Linked DNA regions of Mus musculus: region 1 is linked to region 2. A link is a contact called in ENCODE Hi-C or POLR2A ChIA-PET data. All regions are on one chromosome and are shown on one strand. Each heading gives the region's core, a stretch centred on a gene start or an enhancer-like site at or near the end of the contact. The rest is flanking DNA. Distances are from core to core; before and after follow the strand shown. Region 1 overlaps Strada (STE20-related kinase adaptor alpha). Region 2 holds the start of Cyb561 (cytochrome b-561).

Region 1 (7,210 bases), core at 3,937-6,436, 230 kb after region 2:
CCTCTTCCCATTGAGGCTCAAGGACCACTGCAAACGAAGGGACAGAAAGACTAAGAACCAGAGGTAGGAGGACCTGACCAAAACAGATTTTTCTGGACCCAGTAGGACCACTGCACCCATGAACTCACAGAAACTATGGGTGCCTGCAGAAGGCCCGAAGAAAACCAAGCAGTCAGCATTGTAGCAGGGAGGAGAGGGGCTCAAGAGCCTCCACCCCAACTGACAGGTTGATAGCTGCTGGGGAGGAGAATCAGTTTTCTTTAACAGTGTGGCTCCTGGTGTGTCTGTATCCAGTAGCAGGCCCCAGCCAGCTAGCCTGGAACTCAGGTACTCAGGTAACCTAGGCTGGCCGCAACTTTTTTTTTTTAAGTTTGTTTGTTTGTTTATTTATTTATTGGTTTTGGTTTTGGTTTTCTTTTGAGACAGGGTTTCTCTGTGTCGCCCTGGCTGTCCTGGAACTCACTCTGTAGACCAGGCTGGCCTTGAACTCACAAATCTGCCTGCCTCTGCCTCCCAAGTGCTGGGATTAAAGGCGCGCGCCACCACTGCCTGGCTAATACTTTTAATCTGCACTTTTGTTCTTGGGTGTTCTTGGCAAGTGCAAGATTACCTAATCATTTTATGTCAAGCGACTTCTCTGTCAGTGCTGAGCAAGACTCATCTTCGCCTCTACCTGTATACATCTGATTCTTGCTTCTGATTGGCATCTCTAATCCAGGGATCTAACATTTACCCATTCTCCAGGAAGAGACACTCAAGGAATTTCCAACTTAGTGCAAATGTCACAGATGTCAGCATGCAGGTCCACTGACAGGCACACAGCCAGACTTGATGATGAGCCTGGGTCCCATCAGCCCCTAACCACCTCCAGGTACAATGTAACATCTTACCTTCATCTGAGGTCTCTGATGACTGAGTGTTTGTGGATGACTGCTAGGGCCTGCTCTGCAGTAACTTCCCATCCTGACATTCTGCTGTCCTTTCCCTGTTTTGATGATCTTCTTGTTGCTCACGTGTGTTCCGACAAAGCTAACATCTGTCACTCTGGTATACATTACTTTATAGTGTCATTTATGAAATAAAAATATTTAAACCTGATATAATCAAGTTTATCATTTTCTTGCTCTATGCTTCTTAAATGACCAGAAGTAACTGTGTGTCTCAGGTCCGAAAGCTATCCCTCACAGTTGACTTCTACTTAAGTCTGCACTTCAGGGTTGGCAATGTGGCTCAGTGGGTAAAGGCACTTGCCGCCAAGCCTGACTACCTCAGTTTGATCCCTGAAACCTACAAGGTGGAAAAGAGGCTCCAGTTCCATTCTCTTCCCCACTAGGAGTTAACTAATAAGCAAACTGTTTCTGCCCTGGCCATTGGGCCTGCTCTGAAGCACACAGGAGTAAGGCAGGGTCAGGGGTGAGGGGCAGTGGTCCACAGCAGATGTCCCTCACACAATAAAGATCATATGACTTCAGTTCTGACTAGCTAGACTTTCCCCAAGGGGCAAGCTTAGAATCCAGATCCTTCACTATGAACTCTAGCTTGGCTAGCAAAGGGTTAAGCAGCTTGGAACACACCTGTGCACATAGCCCATGTGATGGATGTAGTCTAAGGCCTTTAGCACCCCCTGCAGGATGTATGCAATCGCCAGTTCATTCATGCCATCCATGAAGTGTGTGCCAATGAGATCCTTTGCAGAGCCTGAAAAGGACGTCAGGAATAACAGGAGAAAGCAACAGCACAGAACCCACCAACAGCTCTGCAAGCCTTCGTACTCACCGTACGCCATAAATGATGTGACGACCCACAGCTCATTATCTGCGATGAAGGTGGCTCGATACGGTACTATATTGGGATGGCTGAAGAGTTTAGAGACATGAAGCTCCCCCTGAAAGCAACGGCAAAGCTGAGGTCGCAGTCAAGAAAGTGTCCAGCTTGAAAATGGCAGTAGTGTAGGGACCTAGTACCTTCTGATGCTCTCCTCAGAATCCTTCCAGGGCAGGAAGGGCCACCATACTTGAGGAAAGCCACCTTATTTGCCCACTTAAGCCTCTTGGTGGCCCTGTCAGCCACCAACACCCAAGAGCCTTAGAAAACAACCCCTCACCATGCAGGGTCACTGCTGTCAACACAGTGAGAGTTAACCACCTCAGAAAAGACAAAAATAAAACGGTGGCTGACACAGGGCGTGATTCACTTAATTAAATTCCAAAGGCCAAGGAAGAGTCCTCTTTAAGTCAAGAGTAAGAACCCAGTTTGGGCACTGAGGCAGGAGGACTGTAAGCTTGAGGTCAGGCTGGGTAACAGAGCAAAATGCTATCTAAAAATGAACAAAAAAAAATATTTTCGGGGGCTGGTGAGATGGCTCAGTGGGTAAGAGCACCCGACTGTTCTTCCAAAGGTCCAGAGTTCAAATCCCAGCAACCACATGGTGGCTCACAACCATCTGTAACGAAATCTGACGCCCTCTTCTGGTGTGTCTGAAGACAGCTACAGTGTACTTACATGTAATAAATAAATAAATCTTTAAAAAAAAAATATTTTCACACTATACAGCAAAGTATAAGACTTAACAAAATTAGTAGACAAATGACAAGTATGGAATACAAGGGGACATTCCCAGCACCTTGACTGGGGGTTCTTTCCCTGAAAGCAGGTATATGAAACACTTGGGAAAAAAAATCAGGGGCTGGAGAGATGGCTCAGCGGTTAAAAGCACTGACTGCTCTTCCAGAGGTCCTGAGTTCAATTCCCAGCACCCTATATGTACACACACACACACACACACACACACACACACACACACACACAATTTTATGTATGTGAGTACACTGTTGCCAACTTCAGACACACCACAAGAGGGCATCAGATCCCATCGCAGATGGTTGTGAGCCACCATGTGGTTGCTGGGAATTGTACTCAGGACCTCTGAAAGAGTAGCCAGTGCTCTTAAACACTGAGCCATCTCTCCAGCCTAGTAAATAATTCTTTAAAAAAAAAAAAAAAAGAAGGAGGAGGAGGAAGAGGAGGAGGAAGAGATGACAATGATGAAGAAGGAAGAAGAAGAAAAGAAGAAGAAGGAAGAAGGAGGAGGAGGAGGAGAAGAAGGAAGAAGAAGAGGAAAAAGAAGGAAGAAGAAGAAGGAGGAAGAAGGAGGAAGAAGAAGAGGAAGAAGTGAGGTTGTTCTAGACCAGCCTGAACATGAGACCCTATCTCAAAAGAAACAAAAAGTAAAAACTACAGAAATGTCAGGTTCTGGTACTGGCCCAGTCTAGTGACTATGAAGAGAAGAAGTTGGGCAGCATGGTCAGGGTCAGGGGAGCATCACTTGAGGAGAACAGGACAGGTAAGGAAGGGCGGGAGCTGCACACTGAGTCCACACTGCACTGGATGCTACACACACTGGTATCATAGGACCAGGAGGAATCGCACTCCACTCAGTTCCCAAACCAGCTTAAAAGAGGGAGGCTCCTTGCTTGTCAAACTGAAAGGAGCCTGCAGCAAACAGGATGCCCAGGGCCAGAAAATGGCCACTGGTGGCAGAGCAAGTGGCTCTGCTGTGACCAAGACTTCCTGGGACTGATTCTGTCTCTGCTGCTTTCTGCTGTGCTTGTGGGCAGGCATGCTACTTAGCCTCTCTGAATAACACAGAACAAACCAAAGAGAAATATTTAAAGAGGGGCCAGCTGGGTGGAGCAGCACCACAGCCCGATCAACTGTCAGATGATAAGATTCATCACTGATGCCTCATGACTTCTCACGTGGTCTACCTTAGTCTCCTGCAGAAACCCCTAGAAGAATGACCATGTGGCCAGGAGCACCCCCACCGCCACCCCCACCCCACTCCCTCCAAGGTCCACACCCATGCATCATTACCTGCAAGAATGTCACCATCTCATTGGAACAAGCTTCTAGGTTGATCCTTCGTACTGTCACATACTCTCCCGTTGGTTTGTACCTGGCTAAATTCACTGTCATCAAGTCCTCAAACCCTTTGCCTGAGAGAAAAGAGGAATGACTTACACAAAACCAGCCACCAAGATCTGTCTACTCTAAAGAAAGAGGAACTCCATTTCAGCAGGAAAGTCTAGTTACAAAGCTCACTGCTGGAACTTTCATATTAGACATTTCTTGGTTTGTCCATCACTCCTTCTCAGACAATCACTGTAGCAGTCTCTGGCCTCCTGGAAACAACTTCCCATACTTGGCACAAGAAACCCACAGAAGCCCATTGTCACCATGAACCCTCCCAGATGGCTGAGGGCACTGTAGTGGGAATGTAAGCATGTCCCTGGGAGTTACCTATGATGGTGAGCAGCTCATAACACCCGCCCTCTGGAAGAAAGCTGCTCATCATCTCTGGTTTGGAGAAAGATGCTATGGACTCTGAGCTCGCCTCATTGGCCTAAAGGAAAAGAAAAAGAGGTTAACTGAGAAAACAGAGGTGGAGAGTGGAGCAGAGGCAGTCACAGATGCACGAGGAGCCTTGCCTCTACAACACACAGCAATCCTGACGGTGCCAAAGAAGCACCGCTGGCTCTACCTGAAGAGGAACACAGCATATGGGTGTGCAGTCAACACTCCTGGCAGAACAAGAGTTGTGAGATCTACCAGCAAGGACAACTACCCCAGTCAACTGCCATTCTGCTGGTCCTCCCCAGTGACTGACTGCTAAAGTCTACCAAGTTCTTGGCTGGGGAAGGATGTGTGGAGAAAGACACACCAAAGAAGTGAGCAGGTAGAGAAATACAGGGTTCTACGTCTTCTGCTTCATTAAGATCCAATTTTTAAAAGCCCAACTGCAAGATTCTAAAAGGTCAGACCGGCAAGCTTGCTCTAGAGCAGTTCTCAACCTGTAGGTCACAACCCTTTTAAGGGCCAACCGACTCTTTTACAGGGGTCGCATATCAGATATCTACATTATTATCCATAACGGTAGCAAAATTACAGTTATGAAGTAGCAATGACATAACTCTGTGGTTGAGAGTCACAGCGTGAAGAACTGTATTACAGGGTCTCAGCCTTAGGAAGGTAAAGAACCACTAATCTAGGACTTTACTGGTGGAACCCCATTCCTTTAGTAAACCAAGAGCCCAGTCATTCCTGAAGTTCCCAAAGTAAGCGGAGAGTAACTGACTCCCTGAGCTACTGACCAGAGTCCATGCTCAGCCACCTGGGTCCCTGCCAGCTCAGGCTGGGGATGAAACTGGACACCAGCCATTTGGGATGTGGACCGACAGCTCTCCTTTCACAAGCTTGCTTTCCTTTAGGGCCAAATACATTCCTATGACTTGGGGAGAGGATTTCTATCCTCAAACCTTCTTCCTGCAGGTGTGTCTAACTGCAATGGAGAAATCTGAGGCCGGCTCCCCGTGTGGTACACCTCGGTTCTAAGCCTGGCTTCAAGGCAGGGGTGCCGGTGCCCACCTGTAATCCTGTACTCAAGAGGAGGAGGCATAGGGATCAGGAGTTCCAAGCCAGCGTCAGCAACAGGAGACCATGTCTCAAAGAACCAAACAAGAAACAAACCTGGCCTCCATTCAGAAGATAGTGCAAACACACAAAAGTCAGCACTGCCTGTAAGAGCTGAGACTCTTCTGACAAGGTGGTACCTGGATCATCACCATGGCAGAGAAGCCCTCCAAACCACTGTGCTTGGCTTCATTGAAATACCATATGCTCTGCAGAGCCTACTTACGCTGGATCTGATCCTCCTTCCCCATGCTAGATGAGGAAATACAACAGATACATCCTTTTTGAGACAAGTTCTTTGTAGACCAGGCTGGCCTTGAACTTACAGATCTCCCTGTCTTTGAACTTCTGAGTGCTGGAGAGTAACTTGACTCCCTGAGCTACAGTCTCAGAGTCGGCATGCTCAGCCACCTGGGTCCCTGCCAGCTCAGGCTGGGGATGAAAAAGGACACCAGCCATTTGGGATGTGGACCAACAGCTCTCCTTTCACAAGCTTGCTTTTCCTTTAGGGCCAAATGCATTCCTGTGCTATAGATGCTCTCTGTCCTCCAAAGCAATCTGCCTGCACACCTACACATGCACACTACACTCACAGCAGTAAAAGTGAAACTTTTACGGGACAGGCACCACGGTGAGTAACCCTGGCTCCTGGAATACATGACAGTCTTCCTGCCTCTGCCTTCTAAGTGCTGAGATTACAGGAGTACTCCATCACACTAGCTCCATCATTCAATAGCAAAAACAAGGGTCCAGGAGGCAAACAATTTGCTAAGAAATTAGAACATGGCTATGTGACAAAGATAAGAACCAGGCCCCTCCCTGCCAGGGCAAGTGTCCTGCTGATTGATGTTTTGAGTCCATCTAGTTTACAGCAATTAATAATGCCTATCTCCATAAAAAGCAAAATGGATCTGCCTCCCTTATCACTAAGAGTGAACTAAAAGCTTAGTGGCAAACATCTTGGTCCCAACACTGAGCAGGCAGAAGGATCTCTCTGAGCTCCAGGCCAGCCTGCTTTACATATTTAGTTCCAGGATAGCCAGGGCTACATAGTAATACCCTGTCTCAAAACAACAAAGAGAAAGAAAGTGACACTAAGAAGACTCTAGTTGAGCAAAATGGATACCGACTAATAAAGTCTACTTTTAATTTAACCATTTGTTATATTCCAAGACTGGGCCATAATATTCTATTTAGGTATAGCTCGCTGACTTTCACTATTGTATATTATTCCTTTGAGGAATGTATTTCAAATTATCCACCCTAGCACTGATGGGATTGGGCTGGTCTCCAGCTACGCTATGACGAGCTGTACTACTTACTATCAACGTGCTTGACTATGGTCTGAGTGAAGCTGGCAGCAACGGGAAAGAATCACCGACCAGCCAACTTTGTGAGACAATGGCATTGCTTTCCAGGACACTATTCACATCACATTCTGAGTGCCTGCAAGACTCTGTGTGTGTGTGTGTGTGTGTGTGTGTGTGTGTGTGTGTGTGTATAGTGTGCATGTGTAGGTGTGCAGGCATATTGCTTTGGAGGACAGAGAGCATCTATGTGGGGTCAGTTTCTCCTACCTTTAACGGGGAGAAGTGGGAACTGAAGTCAGGTCACAGGCCTACCAAGCCCTGCTGCCAGTGCACTTGAATATTCTTGCTCTCAGTCACATCAGTGTTTGGGTCACAGAAAGCCCCTGGGTTGCTATCAGATCTGGCTACCTCACGGACCTTATCTCCCTGAC
Region 2 (6,840 bases), core at 3,558-6,057:
CACTGAAGGTTACACAGCGCCGCAGGGGCTCCCTGGTCTCTGTTATCCCTTTCCTCTCGGCCATCTCTGCAGCCATACCAGACCACGCTAGCCTCTCCCTAGTCAATCTGCCTGACACACCTGGACACGCCTAGCTTTGTAAGTCATATCACCCCAGCTGCCACACCATCCTAAATTATCTTTCTGCAGCCCCACTATGTTCCCACCAGGTCCATGTGGGGGCTTCACCGCCCCTGCAGTAACAACACACCTGCTGTTATTGCGGTCCTCCTAGTGTTGCCCAGCCTCCTCCTCTGCTCCCTGCCGCCTACACTGCCTCCCAGATTCACCCCAGGGCAATGGCACCTTGCTCACTACTTTGTCCCCAAGTGCAGCTCCACCCCCTCCTCTGTCCTCAAGGCTCCCCCAAAACTTCCTTACCCTCTTGGGTTCTGCTCTAGATTAGTCCCACGATGCTCTCGAGGGAAATGTCTCCTGCCCTGCTCCTTAAAGGCAAGAAGGTCACTTCACCCTTCTCCGAGACTCTCGGGTATCCAACAGAGAAAGAATGCTGTGCCCCTGTAGTCTTCTGTCCTGCCTCCTCCTCCTCTCCAGGTCACTCCTCCCTTATTGGATTCATCTCTTTAGAGCCCGAAGCACGACAGAATCTGATTAGCTCCCCATCAGAAAGAAGAGCAAGAGCAGCCTTCTTCAGACCTCCTGGAATACAAAGGGCAGGTCTGGGATGCAGGGGTCAGGCACTTGACCAGCCACGGCCTGCTTTTTCTGTCCCAGTCAGTCTTCTCTCGAAATGGGCAGAAACCCTAGAGAAAGTCTCTTCACAAGGGAGTGAGTGAGAGGATGGCTTTACCATCCCACTGAAAATTCCTTCTGGAATTCCCTATGAAGCAAATGTCTAAGTGCTCCCTGCACCCACCCCAGAGTGAGTGAGACGGGCTCGTATGCACCAGCAGGGTGGAGACCCAACAGCCAGTGAACCCCACACCCTGAACCAAGCACTTTGTACCCTCTCTGTTTAACCCTCAACAATACTGTGGGCATAACAAGCGTGCTACCCTAATGTGACTGATGGGAAAATTAGGGCACAGAGACAATAACTAAAGTTAGGGCTCAAAGACAGTAACTAAAGGACATGCCCAAAGTTACCATCAGCAAATAGCTGCTACTCTGGCTGCTGCTCCTTATAGCGGGCAATGTTAAATGCTAGAACTCCACAGAAAAGATGTGGGCCCTGCCGGCAGGGGCTTTCAGACAAATATTAATAGTAGCTGATGTTACAACAAGGGCCATAGAGGGCAGAGCACTTGCCAGGCATACTCAAGGCCTAAATTCAGTCTCCAGCTCTGCCAAAGGTGGGGGGTAGGGAGTGGACAATAAAAACCCAAGCCATCCCTGCATGGCCCTCCCCACCAGAACAGGAGATGGGCACCTTTGGGCTCTCTCCTCTGAGTCTCCTGCTAGCAGTGTGACTCTGAACTTCCTAATGCCCAGTAACTAAGGTGGCACTGTCACACGTTCCAAACACTTAAGCCAGTCAAAGCTTTAGTGGCCCCAGATAAATAGGAGAATCTCCCTGGCCCCTGCTCATCCCCAGCACTGCCCGAGCGCCAGGCACAGGGGCTGCCTGCAGCTCTCTGGAGAAAAAGGTTCCAGGGGAGGGAGGGAGAGGCAGCATCTTCATTTCCCATCTACTCTCAGGTAGGACACCCAGACAAGCGAGGACGCCAGCCTGGGGACAGAGTGAGCCAGACTGGCCTCAGGAAATACACCCTTTGAAGGTAAGGCTACAAGGTGATGTAAGAGGCAGGAGGGGGGCATGGATGCCCCCAAGGCTCTGGACAGAGCTGCTCAACCCATAGCAAGCCTGTATCCGCGAGCTTTAGAGGACTTGTGGATTGCTCCCGTGTAAGCATGTGTTTGCATCGCAGCCCCTGGCTCTGCTCTCTCTGTAGGCTCTTCTCGCCTCTGTGTTTCCAGAGCACAACAGTAGCTCATCACCCCTCAGGCTGGAAATGGTCACTCCTGACCCTGGGTTTCCTCTGCCCCCACAGATCTGTGTTCTCTCTCCTTTTCCCTCCCTCTCCTTTCTCTCAAAACATGATCTCACAGTGTAACCCAGGCTGGCTTCTAACTAGATATCCCCCTGCCTCAGCCTCTTGACACATCGCACTATAGTTCAGAGCTTTGCAAGGAACTGGTGCTTGTGTGGCCCCTTACATGGCTACTCTCCTTCCTTTCAGTTCAGGGTGGGGTGACAGATCTCTGGGCTGTGACAGTTCAAACAGATACACCCCCAATCTCCACAGGCCACCTGCAGACTGGCTCCCACTTAATGTAATCACACGGGGACATGGCTACCCTCGGGGCTCGACCTGTGCAGAGCACCACGCTCCTTCTCCAAGCCCACTGTGTTTTATTAAAAGGCAACCAGGCCTAACCTCATTACTGGTACCAGATGCACATGCTGAACAGCCCAGGAGGCAGAGCAGAGCACAGGGAAGCAGCAAACCTGGCTTGGCCACAGCCCTCCCCATCAGCAGCAGGCTTTAACTGAGTTAGGAAAGACTGCAGTGGGGGAAGGGACTAGAGCTTTCCTTGATGGGTAAGATCCTAAGACACGATGAGACAAAAGGCAAAAAGAAGCTGAGCGGTAGCACGGGGCACCCAGGATGCGCCAGGAAGGAAGGAGGGTCAGCATCAGGTGTGCCTCTGCACCAGAACTTGCCAAGAGTTAAAAATAAAAGAGCCTGCTTCATTTCAGAATGGAAGAGCTGAACTTTAGGGGTTGAAATGGTTTATGTTTTTAATCCAGTCTGTATGTTGTCTTTACACCAGGGAAATTTGAAAAATATCATTATTTATTTTTATGGAGGAAGGGCTCCCATGAATGCCAACCACCTAAGGCATGGGAGCATTTGTGTGTTCCACTGTTTCCTACTGTGTGCCATCAGGGAGGCCTTGTCCATTCTCCAAGCTGGCCTCCTCAACTGTGGGGTCGGGGAGGAGGAGAGCGGGGTGGAGTGGGGACCTTAAGACCTACCTCATTGGACTTCGGACAACTTAAATGGAAAAAAAAAATATGCACAAGTGCTTAGCACAGTGCCTGCCACCTAGCTAGGACCTAAGCAAACAGCAGTTGAACAAAAATAACATCTCCTAAACGTCATAGTGACGTCAACGGACCCATGAAGATGACCAGATCCCTCCTGCCCCACCACCAACCCATTCATTCCCCCTATAGAGTACAAACTTCTAGAGCGAGGAAGACTGTCAAACAGTCTGCCTTTAGTTCTTGTTGCGGGGGAGGGGGCGTTAGACCAAGATCTCCCTCTGTAGGTCTGCTGGCTTTAAACGTTCAGTCTCCCTGCATCAGGCTCCCACATTCTAGGAACACAGCCTCTTGTCACCACAAGTGACCTAGGTGGTAATTTTAATGTCTGAAATTTCATATTCCCACTTGTACTCTAATTAATTGTGAGGCGATTAGAAAATGGAACGCAAGGCCTGGCATGGCCTTTAATCCCAGCATTCAGATGTCTGTAAGTTCAAGAAACCTGGGCTCTGCCTACCCAGGGACAATGGCAGGGCAGGGCATCTGTGTGCAACTCTACTTCTGGTTCCAGGAGCTCCTCCTACAAGGGGTGGGGTTGGAGCAGTCCAGTATTTTCCTCCCAGATCCAAGTGCTGAGGAGCAATCAAGGTATCTAAGGGAGGTGAGAACACTTTGCTTTTTGTTTTGTTAAGAAGCGGACAGAACTCAGGTATCGGAGATGGGGCTTTTCTTAAAGAAAATTGCCAAGACAAAAAAAGGAAGGGCAACCAAAAGTGTCTGTGACTTGTGGTGCTGCAGCGCCTGTGGAAAGGTGGTAAGGGTAAGAAGAGAAGTGACCGGAAAGGGGGAGGTGGCCTGGCTACCACTCCAGGAGTCAGAGGCGGCAGCAGATCCCTCTCTCCGAGAAGTTCCGCCCCTGAGTCACTTCCAAGGCCAAAGCACGAAGCCAGGCGTTCTGCCAGGATAGGAACTAGTTATCCTGCCCGAGGACGGTGGGATGCGGAAGAAGAGAAAGAGGATCCACCAGGCCCGCACCTGAGCGCAGGGACCGGCCGCGGGGACAGTGGGAGCTCAGTCGTGGCGAATGCAGATTGGTCCACTCCCACCCACTTTGTTCTACAGTACAGCCGCAGGCCCCTGGACTTGAATTCAAGTCACCAGCAGTCCCCATTCTAACTCGGGCAGACGCGGCCCGCGCTCCCCCGGCTGCCTTGCCGGGTGCCAGCAGCACAACACCCGCGTCAGGGGACAAGCCGGGCAGCGCCGGGTCGGTGCGGGCAGGTGCGCGCGGAAGGGCGGCTCGAAGCCCTGCCTCACCTGGCCACAGTCCCCTCCGCCCCTCCGCGCGGAACTCGGCTCCCCACCTCCCCGTCGCCTACCTTGTCCCGCCGCCGCCAGGCCTGCGCGCGTCCACGCGCCGCGCCCCGGACGCTCGGCAGGTTCCACGAGCCTCGGCGCGACGGCGTCGCCATGGAGACGGGGCGGCGGCGGGGAAGCGGTAGCGCGCGCGAGGAGGCGACGGTCACCTGCGCCGGAAGTCCCGCCAGGCGCCGGCACTCGGTAGGGCACCTCGGCTACACCGACCCGCACTCAGGACCCGAACTCCAGCAGCTTCGGGACTGGCTCCGGACTGGCTCGGGACCGGCGTGCGGGGAAGGTTAGCGGCGCGGGTTCGGCGCCCGGGTTCCCGGTCTCTAGCTTCTCGCTCGCTACTCTCCACGCCCAAACCCAGGAGGCCGCTAGGTGTCAGGCCTGGCCTGGGCCCAAGCTCAGCTCCGGGAACCCAGGGTCACCTCTTCCAGCCCTCGTGGGCGGAGATGGCACTTTACACTTTACTGGAAGGCTGGGAATAACCCTGCCCTTCCGCATCTGCACACCAGCCACATTGACCACATAGACACTGTTGTTGATACAGTTTGCCTCCCATTTTTTCCACTCCAGGATACACACACACACACACACACACACACACACACACACACAGAGAGAGAGAGAGAGAGAGAGACAGAGACACCAATCTAAGGGTAAATTGTGTCCTTCCAACTTCTCATTTAAGTCCTAGACCTGGTGTATGCCAAGGTCTGTACTTAAGACTGTTGCCAAGACCAAGGCTGGGAGCTTAGCAGATCCTGGCCCGCTATCCAGGAAATGCTACGAATAGATAAGAGCCTAGCTCAGACTTCCTACAAGCTGGGAACAAAAGGTTCTTTCCTGTTGGATGCCTGGCCAGACTCACGGAGAGGAGGAGAGAAATGGGGTATTTTACCTTGTGAGGCAAAGCATGACTGTGAAGGCAGTCCCTGGAACACCTCAGCATGCTGGGAGCTGCCCACTGGTAGAAGCCAGAATTGGGGCGGGGGCTCCTTCTTAGAGGGTGGGTATGCTGTCTAGTGTACGGTTGAGAGAGAACCAAAAACCGGAATTACCTTATGGTAACTTTTCGTCTGGCAGAAGCTAATGGGCTTTTTAAGGTAAGCAACAGCTTCCTTGGTGGTGCAGGCAATAAATACATGCTTATAAACTAAACATGGCGCTGAGCCATTTCTCATTGTTTGCTGGGTATATTTGGGCTCCTGGGAGGAAAAGGAGGGACCGATTTTGGCAGGATGGAATCTTGTTTAAGTGTTGGTCTTAAAGTGCCTTCCAAGACCCGGGGAGGCTCCTGTTGGGAGAGTCCTTTGTTGGATCATCCCCTACCTCATTCCTTCAAGTCTCCAAGCTGACTGCTTCACAGTGCATTTCCTGACCGCCAGTGTGGCAGTATGGGAAAGACTAGAGTTATGACGACCACACATACACTCACACACACTCACGATGCAGGGAGGGGGTCTCTGAGCGAAAGGCCTTAAGGAGCAAAAAAAGGCACCGAGCAGAATAAATTTTGTCCTCATAACCAGGACGCCAGACCTAAGGCAGACCCACTCCCACCTGGCACATTCTTTCTCCCCAGGGCTACCCAGTGCAGAAAGCTGAGGGGAAAACCAGGATTCCTAGTTACATTTCTATCTTAGAAATTTAGCATGAATAGATCCTAAGCGTTTCTCAAATGTAACCAGGTCTTGTGTGTGTGTGTTTGTGTGTGTGTACGTGCACACGTGTACACACGTGCATCTGTGAGAGGTATTGACTTTTCTCTGTATAACCCTGGCTGTCCTGGAACACACTCTCTGTAGACCAGGCTGTCTTCAAATTCAGAGACCTGCCTGCCTCTGCCTCCTGGGTGCTGGAATTAAAGTTGTGTGCTACCACCACCCAGCCTGGTTTTACTTTGAAGGTAAGTTTTTAGTTTTTTGTTCATTTCACCAGGGAAGCCTAGTGTAGGTGTAGCTCCCAAGTGTTTCTGGAGTCCTTAGAGTCCAGAGGAATGTGAAAAGCGATACAAGAATCCACATGCCTGAGCCAAACAAATTTATATCAGTTCCAAAAACTGGGCCCTGCCCTACAATATCCCCTGGAGAGCTCTCAGCTCAGCAGCCACGGCCACCAGCAGCAGCAAGCAGGTCCTGTGTCCACCACCCTGAGACTGAGGCAGCAGCATCCTCAGGTCCCTTCAGGTTGTGGATATACATAATGGTTACTGTGATCAAGTTGAAAATAGAACCATGAATCACTATGGAAGAAAAGCTTATCTTCCAGATACATGGTCACTGAAGGTGACCAAGACAGCAGAGACCCAGGAAGGATCAGAGCATCTACTGGAACAACCCACCATGGGGGCAAGAGCAGCAGCCAGGCAAGACACCAGCCACAGTGCTTCCAGAGCCAGCAGTAAAGACAGCCACCTGAGA

What was found. Hi-C counts contacts between places; a loop is a spot of excess contacts on that map. ChIA-PET counts read pairs that join two places held with the same protein, here RNA polymerase II (POLR2A).
Region 1: a loop to region 2 is called in a map of T-helper 17 cell, with 2.7 times the contacts of the local background. The contact joins the enhancer-like site here to the promoter of Cyb561 in region 2. A Hi-C loop is called at or near these places in 1 of 37 maps with a recorded cell type or tissue (T-helper 17 cell). POLR2A ChIA-PET finds 5 or more read pairs at or near these places in 2 of 5 experiments (both embryonic stem cell).

What each region holds. Positions count from the first base shown.
Region 1 is chr11:106,169,380-106,176,589 of GRCm38, forward strand. Strada (STE20-related kinase adaptor alpha) reads right to left here. Exons shown (of 13, transcript NM_001252448.1): 5 at 4,300-4,402; 6 at 3,874-3,995; 7 at 1,777-1,885; 8 at 1,575-1,698. Among named protein-coding and RNA genes, the nearest start is that of Limd2, 13 kb to the left of the region's middle. Within about 2 kb of position 5,187, at least 1 of the 3 ENCODE cell types and tissues checked has a DNase peak (open chromatin) inside an H3K27ac peak, as active enhancers do.
Region 2 is chr11:105,939,680-105,946,519 of GRCm38, forward strand. Cyb561 (cytochrome b-561) reads right to left here and starts at 4,808. Exons shown (of 6, transcript NM_007805.5): 1 at 4,432-4,808.